Linked DNA regions of Mus musculus: region 2 is linked to region 1. The links are chromatin loops, found by intact Hi-C in ENCODE. Cell type or tissue: heart. All regions are shown on one strand. Each heading gives the region's core, and the rest is flanking DNA. Links, peaks and the distances in the headings are about the cores only.

Region 1 (7,588 bases), core at 2,587-5,086:
AGCAACAGTAACTAGCCAAAGCTTTCCCCTCAAACCATAGAAACTGCAGAAATGTGAGATCCAATCCTAATCTAAATATAAACACCATATTTCAAACACTTGCAAATCACTTCCCTTTCCTTCCTTTTTTAGAAACAGATGACAGAAAATCTTAAATGTTATTTCATAAGTAGATGAAGCAAGAGAGAGTGTTTATAATACTGGAGTTCAAACAACTTTGCTTCGATTCATCTTGTCACTGTTCTCTAGTTATGAGGGGTAAGTATTTGAGAAGCTCATTAGCACGCTAAGGGTGGGGCTGGAGGCACAACTTGCTTCTTTTTTGAGACAGGGTTTCTCTGTGTAGCCCTGTCTGTCCTGGAACTCACTTTGTAGACCAGGCTGGCCTCGAACTCAGAAATCCGCCTGCCTCCGTCTCCCGAGTGCTGGGATCAAAGGTGTGTGCCACCACGCCCAGCTTCACAACTTGCTTAAGTGCGTTTGCTGCCAGTTCAGAGAATGGGAGTTTGGCTCCCAGAACCCACATTGGGCAGATTGCAATTGCCTGCAACTGGCTCCTGGATCCAGGTCTAGGGGACCCAACAACCACTTCTGGATTTATTTTTTTTTTATTTTATGTATATGGATATTTTTTGGATTTCTTTTTTAAATTTTATGTATATGGATATTTTTGCCTGCATGCATGTGCTGTATGTGTGCCTGGTGTCCTCAAAGGTCAGAGAACGTTTGGAATCCCTAGGATTGGAGTTACAGATGCTTGTGAGCTGCTATGTGGGCACTGGGGATGAAACCCAAGTCCTCTGTAAGAGTAGCCAGTGCTCTTAACTGCTGAGCCAGGCCTCCGGTTCCCTTCTTAGCCTTATAGCAGATTGAAGAAGGCTTGAGGCTGTTCGTCAATACTATACCTCCATGTTTATTATGTAGGGATGCTCACATATAAAATCACTGCATCTCTTCCCCTAGAGCAGACTGTGCAACTCCCTAAAATTTGCAATTATTTGAGTATATCCAGTTGAAAGATTGCCATGGGCCAGGCAGTGGTGACACACGCCTTTAATCCCAGCACTTGGGAGGCAGAGGCAGGCAGATATCTGAGTTCGAAGCCAGTCTGGTCTACAGAGTGAATGCCAGGACAGCCAGGGCTACACAGAGAAACCCTGTTTTGTTTTGTTTTGTTTTGTTTTTTTCTGAAAAAAAAAAAGGAAAGAAAGAAAGAAAAAAAAAGAAAAAGAAAAGAGAAGAAAGATGGGGGTGGGGGAGGCTAATACTTAAAGCCTTAAGTGAACCTGTTTTCTGTTGCTTTCCATTCATGCCTTAAAATTGTCAATTATGTAGAGCTGGGAGTTGGTCAGAGGTTCAGGGTACTTGCTGCACTTTCAGAGGATCTGGGTTTGATTCCCAGTACCCACAGGGTGATTCAACTACTGATGACTCCAGCTCCAGGGTAGCTAATGCCCTTTCTGACATCCATGAGTACCAAGCACACACATGGTGCATGCATATACATATATATACATACACACACACACAAACACACACACATGTGCAGGCAAACAACTCACACATAAAATGAATAAATCTAATAAAAATGTCATCTAAGATTTCTTTATAAAGGCAATATTGAAGACAATTTAAAAAGAATGCATGTGCAAAATCATCTCTTCGGCAACGTAGCAACCTTATTCTGTTGTCTCAATCTTGCAATTTTAAAATAATTTCAGAAAGGGCTGAGAAGAAGGCTCTGCTGAGCCTAAGAGAATGTCCTCTTCTCTTCCATAGGGGCCAAGTTTAGCTCCCAGTCCATAGTGAGCAATTTACAGCTGCCTATAACTCCAGATCCAGGGCATCTAAATGCTCTCTTTTGCCCTGTGGGCACCTGTGCACACACAAGGCATAGGCATGTATACACATGTATACATACACATAAATTTAAAAAGTCTTAAAAAGTAAATTTCAGATGAAAACTTTTTCTTCCATCAGAAACACCCACTTTCCTGTGTTCAAAGTACACTGCATACAATAAAATGGCAAGTGTCTGGGTGTAGTGGTGCTTGCCCAAAGTCCCAGAGCTCAGGCGGCAGCAGGCAACTCTCCGTGGGTTCAAGGTCAGTGTGTACAGTGAGTTCCAGGACAGCCAGGGCTCTGTAGGGAGAATTTCTCTCTCTCTCTCTCTCTCTCTCTCTCTCTCTCGCTCGCTCGCTCGCTCGCTCTGTTTTGCCTGGTTTGATGGTATACACCTGTAATTCCAACACTTAGGAGGCTGCAGACGGAGGAGCCACACAAGTTAGAGGCAAGCGTGCATCATACAAAAAGGTTTTTTTTCCAGCTTGGGAGAGTGAGCTTCCGTCTCAAACAAGCAAAGTAGAGATAGCTGGAGAGATAGATCAGTGGTTAAGCGTGCTTTCCAGAAGGCTGGGGTTTAGTTCTCAACATCTATATAGTTGTACACAAACAGCCATGTTTCCAGTTCCCGGGGATTCAAGCATCTCTTCTGGTGTCTCTGTGGACACAGTGTGCCTGGAGAAGAAAACCACTCGCATACATAAGCAATGGCAGATCTTGTGTCAAGGGAGGTGGACAGTGTTTCTGATGATAGTAGCGGAAGTTGTACTCTGACCTACACACACGCACACACACACACACACACACACAGAGAGAGAGAGAGAGAGAGAGAGAGAGAGAGAGAGAGAGAGAGAGAGAGAAACCTGAGAGCTCACATCCAGATCCACAAACAGGAAGCACAGAGAGAGCACACTGGGAATGGTGCTAGTCTTCCGAAACCTCAAAGCCAGCCCCAGTGACACACCCCCTCCAACAAGGCCACACCCCCATCCTTCCCTAACAGTTCCACCAACTGCTGGTCTAGATATCAAACATATGAGCCTATGGGGCATTCTCAGTCAAACCACACCTTCACGTAGGCGGTGGAAAGCCTAGGACGTTGTTCTCACGTGAGCTTACATTTTGCTGGAGCTCTGGCCACAGACAGGGAGCAGATCTCTCTGCATAGGAAGCCCCCAGGAGTAACCTTCATTGTTCGCTGAGTGTAATATCCATTACTGTATCAACGCTTGATATTAGCATGTATGCCATGAATATCAATTCTCTTTTCCTGGTCTTATTAAAGGGAAAGCAAAGTCATCTACACTGTAGTTTTTCAAAGCCACAGGTTTGAAATATTCCTTAATTTTGGTTGTTCACCCTGGCTTCTTGTGTCTGTCCCCTCACTGTAAGACTTACAGTGACTGCTAATGCGGGGCTCAAAAGTCTGGCCTTGGTGACCTAAACATGGTGATATTGGCACCGGTAGTAGGGGTCTCCTCCTTATGTAAGGAGCGTGATGCCCATCTCACTGTATTACCCCGACTGGCCGCTAGCTGCCTCAGTTTCTAAGTATATATTACTCTGTCACATGGAACTCTTACATTTTAAAATTACAACTTTGGGCATGGTAGTGAGGCTGCAATTCCAGCACTTGGCAGAAGGATCATCCGAATTTGAGGCCAGCTTGCTCTGCATAGTGAGTTCCACGCCAGCAAAAAGATGAAAAATTAATTGAATTCTGTCTTTAGACGTTTGGCTCTATTAGTGTCCTATCACCAAGTGCGGCACTAAGTTCTTTTCAAAGTCTAGCTCACTTTGCTTTCTTAGAAGTCACTTTTAAAGCCTCTCAACTATACCACTAAAAGGAATCAGGACCATCATTGTAAGGGCTTAGCCAGAAACTGAAAATTTGATAGCCTACAGCAGCGTTATCTTTGTCGGACTAACATGGGAACAGCGCCACTCAGTGGTGATCATAGGAACTGCACCACTAAAGTCTACGACGTTGCCAGTCACCTCCTCTAATCTCCCACATCATTCACAGTGCCCCAAAACACACAGTGTAAATCACGACCTGCCCTGACTCCATTGCTTGAATCTAGGAAGCAGCTACTGGTGTGGTGTAGGGATGCAGCGCTCAGTAGAGAGCGATGTAAAGAGGTGGAGAAATTGTATCTTCACAGAGCCTGGGAGTTAGTCCCGAGCAGATGGCCTGAGTTCCATCTGGCAACCCAAATAGTGGAGGGAAATAACGGACTCTAGAGGTTGTCCTCTCATCTCCACGTGTGCACTGTAATACTCTCGTGACCCTTCCACCTCACCCCTCCCGTCCACCATAATAAATAAAAAATAATGTTTTTTTTTTTTAAATACAAGAGGAAAGAGAACAGAAACGTATACACACAGGCATGTACACACACACACACACACACATCCATGAAAGTAAAAGTTGAGGGGACAGTAAGGGAACATAAGAAGTTGGGGGGGAGCTAACGGGAGGGTATGGTAGAGCACAGTACATTAGTGCATAAAAATGTCATAATGCAGCGTTATTATATACAATTAATATATGATAAGAAAAGAGTTCTTCTTTTGTAGGGAAGAAATACTTGTGGGGCGGGCCTGAGGGGGTTGGTGACACACACCTACAGTCCCAGTACTTACTGGTGAGGTGGAGGCAGGAGGATCAGAAGGCCAATGCTATCCTTGGCCACATACTTAGTTGGAGTCCAACCTGGCCTACATGAGACCCTGTGTCAACAAAAGTAAAACAACAAATATATTTTGATAAACTATTTGGGGAAGGGGCTACAGCGTCGAGAAACTGCGCAGACAACAAAATGTGAGCTATACACGGATGCAGGAAACAAGGAGAAATGTTCCTTTGGGGTTTTCGCCAATTAGAGAAATCCGGAGGAGAGAAGCAGGGCAGTGGCGGCACAGCGGAAACAGGTGAGGACCCTGCACTCCCCCCCCCCCTCCCCAGCCCTTCAGGAAATCTGCAGAATCAGCAAACACCCGGCAGAGACTGGATTCTTGCAGAAGAGCAATGGCAGGTGAACAAAGAGAAATGAGGGTTACTCCTGAGCGATCTGCTGCCCGTCTGCTGTGGGGCGGGGGCAGTGATAAGCCACAGGCGCTCAGCAGTCTCACCCATGAGCCCTCAGCTTCTCAGCCCCTTTGGCTCTAGGTTACATAACTCTAGGATTGTGGTGATTAGTCTTGAGTGTCAATTTGATGGGCTTTACGATCACCATGGAAACAAACCTCTGGGGAGGTGTAGAGGGCACTTTTAGATTAGGATGAAATAGGAAGACTCCCCTCACCCTAAATATGGGCAGCACCATTCCATGGGCTGGGATCCTGGAACTGAGCCCCCAGCACCACCTCTAAAGGTGAGCACTCTCATCGTCTGAGAGTTGAGCACCAGATCCCTCCCCTAAGAGCTGAGCGCCAGCTACATCCTCCACCCCCTGGGAACTGAGCACCAGCTGCACCCCACATCCCCTGTGAGCACCAGCCTCACCCTCCACCCCCACCCATGCTTCCTGCCTCTTGAGATGAGCGATTGCCTGGAGCTCCCGCTGTGTGAGGATCCTGTCGGGATGGACTATGTAGATGAGCTATGAGGCAAAATAAACCTTCCTTCCTTAAGTCTTCCTGATACTCTGTCTCCAAAACAAGAAAAGTATATGATACACTGATCAAAAGGCAGGGTCTCATATTCCAGGTGTAGAGATAAATATGTCCAAAAGCATAGAGGTGGGGCTGGGAGGCAGGTGTGAGGGTGATCATCCCATCTCTGAGGAGAGATGAACCGAAGCCTCATAAGGCCATTTGCTAAAATTCACCGGTGCTGAATTTAGCATCGATGCCATCTGAACTTCTTCCAGGGGAAACATCTAATCAGGGAGATTGGGCAGAGTGATTTTCACTTGCTTAGGATGATGCTGAAATTAATCAAAAGGCATTTATTAGATACTTAATTGCACTTAGTGCAGTGCTGGAGGCCCACAAAGAGCACTGTGTGCACCTGGCCCCTCCACCCCAGCAATTTATAATATAGAGCAGTGGAGAGATGGGGAGGGGAGGGGACGGGACAGGAAGGAAGCCAGAATTTCATGAGGTCCTCAAACATAGCAGTCTCATGCAAAGGAAGATATTTCTTTTTCAGTGTTGGAGATTGAAGCTACTCTTCCTCCAGCTCGTGAGGCAAGCTTCTACCACTTACTCTGCCTTTATAAATGTCCGTCTGTCCACTTTACAGACAAGGAAAGTGCTGGAAGTCGAATTTAAGTTGAGCTTGGTTATTCTAAGGCTCTCTGCTCAGCACTGGTTAGCCTTGGATGGACTGCAGACAGACAGGAAAATGTGCTCAGAATAAAAGGTGTTCTTAAAACTGTAAGACATGGCTGGCACAATAGCCAAGCCAGTCAAAGCTCGAGCCATGCCAGCTGATGACCTGAGTCTGAACCCTGGAACCCACGGTGGGAGAAGAGGAATAGCCGTGCCCTCCATGCACGGTGTAGCATGCACACAGGCACACATTCACATGCCTGTGAGTGTGCACACACACAGTAACAATAGTGAATATAAGTAAGAGTGAATTATGTGATGAGCTGTAATCCCAGTGTTTGGGCAACAGAAACAAAAAATATCAGGAATTCAAGGTCATCCTGTCAACTACACAACAAGTTCAAGGCCAGCCGGAGCTCCGTGCCAGTCTGTGCTGAAAAAGAAGAAAAACCTAAGAAGAGATGACAAGACAGGGAAAGGGAAAGGTGGCAAGAAGGAAGGAAGGACGGACAGAAGGACAGACAGGAAATACACAGACAATCAGAGGGTGGTTGCCAATCTGATGTCCTCAGCCTTCCTGGCCTATTTCACGTCCTCTCAGCGACCTGCACACACAGGCCCTGTTTGTTCTGTTCCTTACCACGGCTCTCATTTTACTTCTCTGGCTGCTTGCTAACCCATTCTTCAGCATCCTGTGTTTCTTACCTGTCATGCAGGACAGGATCACAAGTTCAAGGTCATCTGTAGCCACAGAAGGAATTGGAGGCCAGCCTAGGCTACATAAGACTCTGCCTCAAAACACAAAAGAAAAAAAAAAAGTCCAACACAGCTAAACTAGATCTGAATCCAACTTTACTTATTTTTAAAGTATGTTTAGATTTTTTGTTTTGTTTATTATTCCTCTGTGGGGTGGGGTATCCGTGGTGTGGTGTAATAAATGGAGGTCGGGGAAAACACTGTGGAGTTGGTTCTTTCCTGCTACTTAAAAAAAAAAAAAGATTTACTTATTTATTTTATGCATGTGAGTAGACTGTTGCTGTCTTCAGACACTCCAGAAGAGGGCATCAGATCCCATTATAGATGGTTTTGAGACACCTTGTGGTCGATAGGAATTGAACTCAGCCAGTGTTCTTAACTGCGGAGTCATCTCTCTAACACTTTCCTGCTACTTTTCATGGGTTTAGGGGATTGAACGAAAGTCATCAGGTCAGGCTTTCAGAGTAAGCACCTTTACCTGCTAAGCCACTCAATGGCCTGACTTTCTATATTCTTAATAAAGAATTAATCAAGGAGGGAGAGGGGGGAGGGGGAGGGGGAGGGGTAGAGGGAGAGGGAGAGGGAAAGAGGGGAGGGGGAGAGGGAGGGAGAGGGAGAGGGAAAGAGGGGGAGGGGGGAGAGGGAGAGGAGAGTGAGAGAGAGGGAGGGATTGTTAAGTGACACATGATCCTGTAAGTATGTAATCTTACAC
Region 2 (7,588 bases), core at 2,355-4,854, 210 kb before region 1:
CCACATTTTAGTGCTCTGTTGGTAAAGTGTGTGGCTAGCATACAGAAAGCTCCACTAGGTATAGTATATGTGTAATCCCAGCGCTCGGGAAGTAGAGGCAGGGGGATCAGAGGTACCAGGTGATTCTTGGTTATACCTTATCAAGTTCAACGCCAGCCCAGGATACAGGATATATAATCTCAAAAAAGAATAGTGTTTGTATAGCCTTAGAAGAGTCAACAACAGGCACTTTTAGAATGCGCTACCACTTCTACAACTGATCTATGTGACAGATGCTAGGAAGGTAAATCACCTTCTCTCAGACCCCCAACTCACTCCTACCCATCCGTTATCCTCCCACACCTGCTGGCCTCACAATCTGTCCTCATTCTTCTCAATAAGTCTTCTCTGTTCTTTTGGCTTTGCTTTGTGCTGTGCTGTGTTGTTTTGCTTTTCTAGACAGGGCTTCTCTGTGTAGCCTCGGCTGTCCTGGAACTCAAGTCAGTGGAACAGGCTAACCTTGAACTCCCAGAGATCCACCTGCCTCTGCCTCTCTACTTCCTAAGTGTGTATCTTACCAAGGACATGGCTCTCCTTTATCCTTTTTCATTTCGTGTCCTTCATGTTCGCAGGAAGCCCACTTTCTTCATTCTAAAAATACCTGCATGGGACTGGAGACTGGGTCAGCAGTGAGGAGCACTTGTTGCTCTTGCTGCAGAGGGCCTAGATTCAGTTCCCAGCACCCACATGGTTGCACACACCATACAGAACTCCAGTTCCAAGGGATCTGATGCCTTCTTCTCACACCAAGGGTACCAAGCTTCCACGAACAGAGATGTAGGCAAAACACTTGGTATACATAAAATAGGCAATTTTTAATTAAAATTTTTTATAAAATAAAATCACATTCAAATCTTGGTGAGTTTCAACTTGGCTTGAGTGAGATAGTGTCTAGAAAAAGAGGGGGGGAGGAGAATAAAGGAAGGGAGGGGAGGGAAAGGAAGGGAGAGGAGGAGGCAGACAAGAATTCCTTATCTCCTGTCATCTCTTCTAAGCCACCTTACCCTTCTTACAATGAAAGTCCAGATTGAAAGTCCCACCCTCCTCCACCCACACAGGTTTCTTACCACTGAGATCCCCACCCACCCGAAGATTTTGTCAACCCTCTACTACAAAATTACAAAACACAAGACTATTGTACCAATCTCCATTTTTCCTGAGGTCAATACCAAATTTGACAATGACCAAATGAACACTGACGTCCTTGCTACACGTCCCAGATCTTATGGAATGATAAAATTCTGAGCCATAGTTTTATCAAAAAAAAAAAATTCCTCAATAATAATTTGTCAAGAGGGGGCTGGTGAGATGGCTCAGCAGTTAAGAGCACTGACTGCTCTTCCAGAGGTCCTGAGTTCAATTCCTAGCAACTACATGGTGGCTCACAACCATTTGTAATGGGATCTGATGCCCTTTTCTGATGTATCTGAAGACAGCTACAATGTAATCATATAACTTATAAATAAAACTAAAAAAAAAAAAATTGCCACCAGGCAGTGGTGCTGCAATGCCTTTAAACCTAGCACTTGGGAGTCAGGGGCAGAGTGAGTTCCAGGACAGCCAAGGCTATACAGAGAAACCCTGTCTCAAAAAAAAAAAAGACAATAATATTAATAATAATACTATAATAATAATTTGTCAGGAAACCTCAATAAATATCATGTTAAGCACTGAACATAAGACCTGGCACACAGCATCTAAAATAAGCTAACAATTATTGAGCACCTTCTGCATACCCAGTATATGCTGTCATTTTAAGCTAAACCCTTGCCTCGCTGTGAAATAGAGGAACTTCTATGATCCTTGGTTTTCAAATGATGAGCTGAGGCTTAGGATAAATGAATAACAGTACAAAGTTGCACGGATGGGGAGTGGAGGAGTACAGCTTACCCAGGCCCCCTGAAAAGGCTGCTCACACTGGCGGTATGTTCTCACTCCCCATCGTTTTCTATTTCTATCCGTATGCTCAACTTACTCTTAAAAAAAATTTCACAAAGTGCCCCAGGTCTGTCTGTCTCTCTCTCTCTCTCCTCTCTCTCCTCTCTCTCTCTCTCTCTCTCTCTCTCTCTCTCTCTCTCTCTCTCTCTCTCTCTCTCTCTCTCTGCCTGTCTCTCTGTGTCTCAAGATCTGTGTCTTAAGTTGGGCTTAAAACTATGAAACTAAGGACGACCTTGAACTCCTGATACCCTGCTGAGATTACCAGTGTTCGCCCACACACTCAGCAACCATCAAGATTTGACATTTCTCCATTTGACATTTTTCCTAGTCTCATGGAATGCTGGTTGATACCCATCATCTGTAACTCTTATCCTGATTTAGATTCTGATTACCCAAAAGGCTGCTGGCCTGGATCAAACTTGAATGCATCCTACAGTGCCTCAGGTGCCCATCGCAAACACGCTTTAATGCCTAACTTGAGAAACTTCATCACCTCCAAAAGAGCTGTTCTAGTCTCTAACTCGGCATCCTCGACTAAGTCTCCCAACTTCCACACAATGCTGAGACAGCGTTCAGTTACCTCAAGTTCACGCTCCGTAATGAGGAGAGGAAAACAGGGCATGTAGTTTTAAACAAAGTGTCAGATAAAGTGATCAGACAGGAGAGGGGAAAGCAGGCTTTGCTGAAATGAATATCCTGCCTTTTCAGTTTTGAGCAGCCTGCTTGCCTGGAAATTCGATCTGAATCAGGTAGACTAGATCCTCGGATTTCAAAAAATAAAAAGGATGAAAAAAAAAATGTATTCGTAGGATAACTTAACTCCTGGCTGACGATCCCAGCCCCTCTTTCGGCACTGCAGCTTAGAGAAGCCTTAGGCACAGGGTCAGGATCCATTTAAACATAAGTTTAAACCTTCATGGTTCAAGCGCGGGTAATTCTCCTAATGTGAAGCCCAGACCTCTCGTCCATGCACCCCTCTCTCACATGGAGCCACATCCTACAATACCTCTGGGACAGCTTCCTAGATCCACAAACACAGAACACACCCTACTCCCCCACTTGGTGATGGTGTTTTTGTAAAAAGTTTTTAAGACTCAAGTCAATGAACCAGACTCCAGGTGATTGCAAACTCTTTAAAGGGCAGGAAGTGTTGTCATTCCAGTTGCATCACTTGAGAACCTAGGCTCCTTGCCTGGAGTCTCGCACAGCCCACCCAGGTTCTTCCCACCGCATCCTTACCGGCCTCAGCCGGACACCACCCTGCTGGTCCCCGTCTCAGTCGCCCTCCACCCGGATCAGGCTAGAGAGCGCCTTACCTGGCGTCCCCGCGACAGACAGCGGTCTAAGCGCAAGTCCTGGCAGGTGCAGCGGCCTCCTCACTACCTCTGCCGGCTCAGGGGCAGGGCCCGGAGGCCGGGCCCCGGCTCGCCTGTCGTAATTGGTCCGCCCCACTCCCGCCCTGCCTTCGCCGTGCAGTGATTGGTCCGTGCTAAGGCCCGGCAGCGTGTGACTCAAGTCAACGAAGCCCTAGCGGCGCCAGTCATTGGCTGCGCGGATGGAGTGAGAATAGTGAGACCCGCGCGGCCAGCCAGTCGTCCGCGCGGCAGCGCAGCTGGAGGCGGGGCGCCGCGCGAGCGCGTGACGGCGTGACGGGGCGGGGCAGCCGCGCGGACCCGGCGTCGCCTTGGCAACCAAGCGGTGGGTTCCTAGGCGCCCAGTGCTGTGGGTGCGCTGGGTTGTAGCATCTTGCTACTCACATTGGCTTGGCTTCATCCAGAACCCGGGGAAAAAAGTGGTATATATGTTTTAAAGACTGATTTGAGTTTTTGGTCTTGCTTTCCTGTAGTTTATTCTGGATTTCGATCTTTCTTTTTTTTTTGAAAATGACACTTATTTCTTATTATTTATACTAGTATGAATACTACATTTATTTTCACTTTAAACTGGTCCACATATCATATAGTTTAGTTATAATAGTTTGAATTCCATTATAAATAATTAATTTTTACATACTAAATTTATTCTTCAAATTTATTAATGTATCCTTTTTCTTACACTCACAGAGCCAGAGACACAGAAAGCTAGAGAGACAGAGAGATAGACAGATAGGTATGATGGGGCTTGAGGGAGTTATAGTTGGGGAATGAGGGGAAAATATGGTCAAGATAAACTGTATAGATGGATGACATTTTCAAATAATATAAAATAATAAAAACAAAATCAGTGATGTAAGTTGGATTTTTTTTAGGCTACCCTGGAGTTTTTAAAAAAATCACTTTCTAATATTTATTGTAATCAGATTAATAAAACTAGGAATTAAATTTTCATGTTAATAATATTTTTGAGACATAAATATGAAAATGATATTAAGGTAACCTGACAATTTATATGTAATGGACAATTTTGTGTATTAGATTTCGATCTTCCTTAAGACAGGTCTCGAGTTATAGTCTGGCCTTTGAGCTGGATACGTAACCTAAGGACGGCCTTGACCTCTAGTCCTCAGGCCTTGGATCATCCATCTTGCCCCCCACGTACTTTAATAAGTGAAGCTTTTTTCAAAGTTCTATTCTTTTTATCTCATTTAGTGTCTGTCTGTGAGTGTGTGTTCACAAGGGGAGTTTGTGCTTCCTTCTGCTTTGTGCTGCTGAGGGTTAACCTCATACGCTCAGGCTTGTGCTGACTGAGCCTGGCAACTATCTTTTAATAAATCTCTGCACATGGACCATAGGGTACTAGTGCAATATAGATCCTGCAATAGCTGAGGGATGCCAGCATTTCCCGTGTTGCAGATTGAGAACAAAGCTCAGAGAGGCTAGGGGGAGGGGCACATGTATGCTGAGGCCCTGGCAAGGCAGCTCAGGGGTAGAGTTTATGCTTAACATTCTAGGGGGCTGAGTTCCACAGGTAGAAATTGGTTCTAAGTCAAGGGAGTTATCTGCTCCCTAGGTGTCAAGACCTGGACCTAAACCAGCAGATGAGCTAAGAACCAAGCCTGTGTAACGCTAGTGTGAGTGCCCAAAGACAGGAGCGCTTAGACTACAGCTCTAGGCTCCTTTTACACCACTTGTGAAAGCCTATCTAGAGATAATGTGGTGACAGGAAGCCAATCTTTTCCTTAAAGAAGGTGTCCCAGAAAAACCACAACGACAAAATACCATATCCACTGTGGTGGTGTAACCCAGGCACTTGGCAGATCGGACCAGGAGGATCAGAATTCAAGGTCAGCTTTGTCTACGTAACGTGTTCAAGGCCAATCAGGCTGCATGAGGAGGCCCTATCTCAAAACAAGAATAACCTTCCCCCACCGTACCCCCAACCCCCACCCCGAAGCAGGAGGATTGTTCTGAGTATGAGGCCAAGCTGGGGTATTTAACATGATTTTTTTTTTTTTTGAGACTGGGACTCATTATGTAACTCTAGCCAGCCTTGAACAGAGATCCACCTACCTCTGCCAATCATTTAATAAAAAATTGCACAAGGGCATCATTGAGGCCAGCCCTGCTCCCATCTACATGAAAAGTATACATTTTCATTGAAGTGCACACTGTGTGCAAGCTATCCTAGAATTTCTATAGAAAGATGTCATTCTCCCCCCCCCCCCCCTTTCTGCATGGAACTAACTGTCTTCCCTTCCCTGCAATTCTGGCTTGATCTTCTGAACAAGTTCCATTGATGGGTGTTTCTGGGGAATCCAGTGTACCTTGTACTCATGGCTAAGTGTTCCATGCCTTTAGCTCACATATTCTTTATAAAGTGTGGAGGCAGGCAGGTCACCTCAAAGGAAAAGAACGTGTCTCTTGTGAGGTTAAGGTTGCAGCTCAGTTGTTAGGCCTGAGTCAGATAAATTGTGTCTCATAGAGAAAGTGGGGTGCTCCCTAAGCGATTCTTCCTCCAGCTATTAAGTATAAGCAGGATTCTTTCTCTCCCCAACCCAACTCTTTCTACTGGCCAGTGTGAGCCTGGTTATTGGCTGTTCCAGGGTGATAGGCTGTAACTCTTAACCTAACAGGTTCAGGATTGCATTGCTTGGCTATCCCAGGTCCAGATCCCCTGCCTCCTATTGTCCGAGGCCGTGGATGTGACAGTGCTGGTCACACACTGTGGGGGCAGATTGAGCACGTTAGCCATTTTTTTTTTAACAGTAGACACTTCAGCAAGTATGTACACTTAACAAGCTCAGTAGGCTGGGAGGTAGAGCCCCTGCCTAGCTTGTGTGAGACGTTGAGGATCAAGCCACAAGTCAAAGAGTTCACAGGAAGCATTGGTTATGGACTCAGCCTCAGCATTAAACCCCAGAAGAATCATATGTATCTCTGTGAACTATTCCTAAATCTTGGAAGTTCATGGCTGGACACAGTAAAATGCAACCTACCTAGGGGTCCAGGCACAAAACATGCACTTTTTTTTCAAATCCTATGAAATTCTGTGACATAACACTACCCACTGTCTTAATTTTTGTCATAATAAAGTGAGAGTCAAAGCCTAAGAAATTTCTTAAAATTCACAACTGGCATACATAGCACAGGACACAGACATGGTTTCTGTGTCTGTGGGTTCAACACACTGGAGCCTTTCCTTTATACAGTGGAGAATCCTAGGCTTAGTTTAAGAAACCCGATACCAAAATATGCCTCTATTCAGCCATCTAACCTTTGCTCCAAAATGAAGCACCAGCAGCCATGGGAGTCTGTAGAAGACCGAGTGCTTAAGAGCAAATTGAAATAAGGTGTTCTTTGCACATAATCAGGTAGTACAGTATTACACAACACACAGCCAAGGAACAGAGCCTGACATAAAGAACTAAGTTGTCTGGTAGCATATCCACTACTGCCCTCAACCTTAGACCTCTCTGCTTTTAGCCAACAAGTAGATTCAAGACAAGCAGGCAGCACGGCTCCCTTGAGAAACAAGTATGCAGATCTGGCCTTGACTTTACTCAAGCCCAGACTGCTTCCTTTTATACACACACACACACACACACACACACACACACACACACACACACACACACACACATTTTAAATTACCTCATCTCCTCTTGTTCTTTCTTCCAGCCCCTCCCATATACTCCCTCTTGTGTTCTCTCAAGTTCAGAACCTTTTAAGAGACTGTTGTCAGATATTCATAAATATAAAAATACAACCCACTAAGTCTGCATAATGTTGTTAGTATGTATGTCTTTAGCAATGAGCATCTGGCACTGAATAAACCAATTGGTGGGGATTCTTTGAGGAAGACTATTTCTCTTGATCTCCACATTCCTTAGTTGCCTATTGTTCTTGGTCTTAAGTTGAGGCCTCCTAAGCTTTCCCTGTGCCATGTCAGCATGTCTGTTGGTGTCACCTTTATTGGTGAGGTCTTGTGTAGGCAGCCACGGTAATGAGACTTTTATGGGTCTTCTCTGACTCATTAAGAGACATAATCTCACAGCAAACTCCCTGTTCTTCATGCTCACACAATCTTTCCACCCGCTTCTGCACTGATCCCAGAACCTCAGCTGCAGGAGTCCAGCTGTAGATGCATCTTTTGGGACTAAGTGCCACACAATCTTACTTCCTGGATTTTGATCAGCCGTGGTTTTCAGTAATGGTCTCTGCCAGTTGGGAAG

The links. Peaks named below come from ENCODE experiments on the same cell type or tissue, not always from the same donor. Only the 100,000 strongest peaks of a DNase experiment are listed, where the experiment ranks them.
Region 2: a loop joins it to region 1, with 4 times the contacts of the local background. A loop is called at or near these places in 20 of 42 quality-filtered maps.

What each region holds. Positions count from the first base shown.
Region 1 is chr8:64,937,823-64,945,410 of GRCm38, forward strand. It overlaps Gm32507 (a long non-coding RNA gene), which reads left to right. Exons shown (of 4, transcript XR_379050.2): 2 at 133-258; 3 at 4,630-4,776; 4 at 5,999-6,913. Among named protein-coding and RNA genes, the nearest start is that of Gm32507, 4.2 kb to the left of the region's middle. In heart, for the core only: a CTCF peak has its summit at 3,795; no DNase peak of the experiment used is centred there; H3K27me3 peaks cover 754 bases.
Region 2 is chr8:64,730,215-64,737,802 of GRCm38, forward strand. Msmo1 (methylsterol monoxygenase 1) reads right to left here and starts at 3,364. Exons shown (of 6, transcript NM_025436.3): 1 at 3,294-3,364. In heart, for the core only: a CTCF peak has its summit at 3,506; a DNase peak (open chromatin) is centred at 3,507; H3K4me3 peaks cover 1,560 bases; H3K27ac peaks cover 1,517 bases.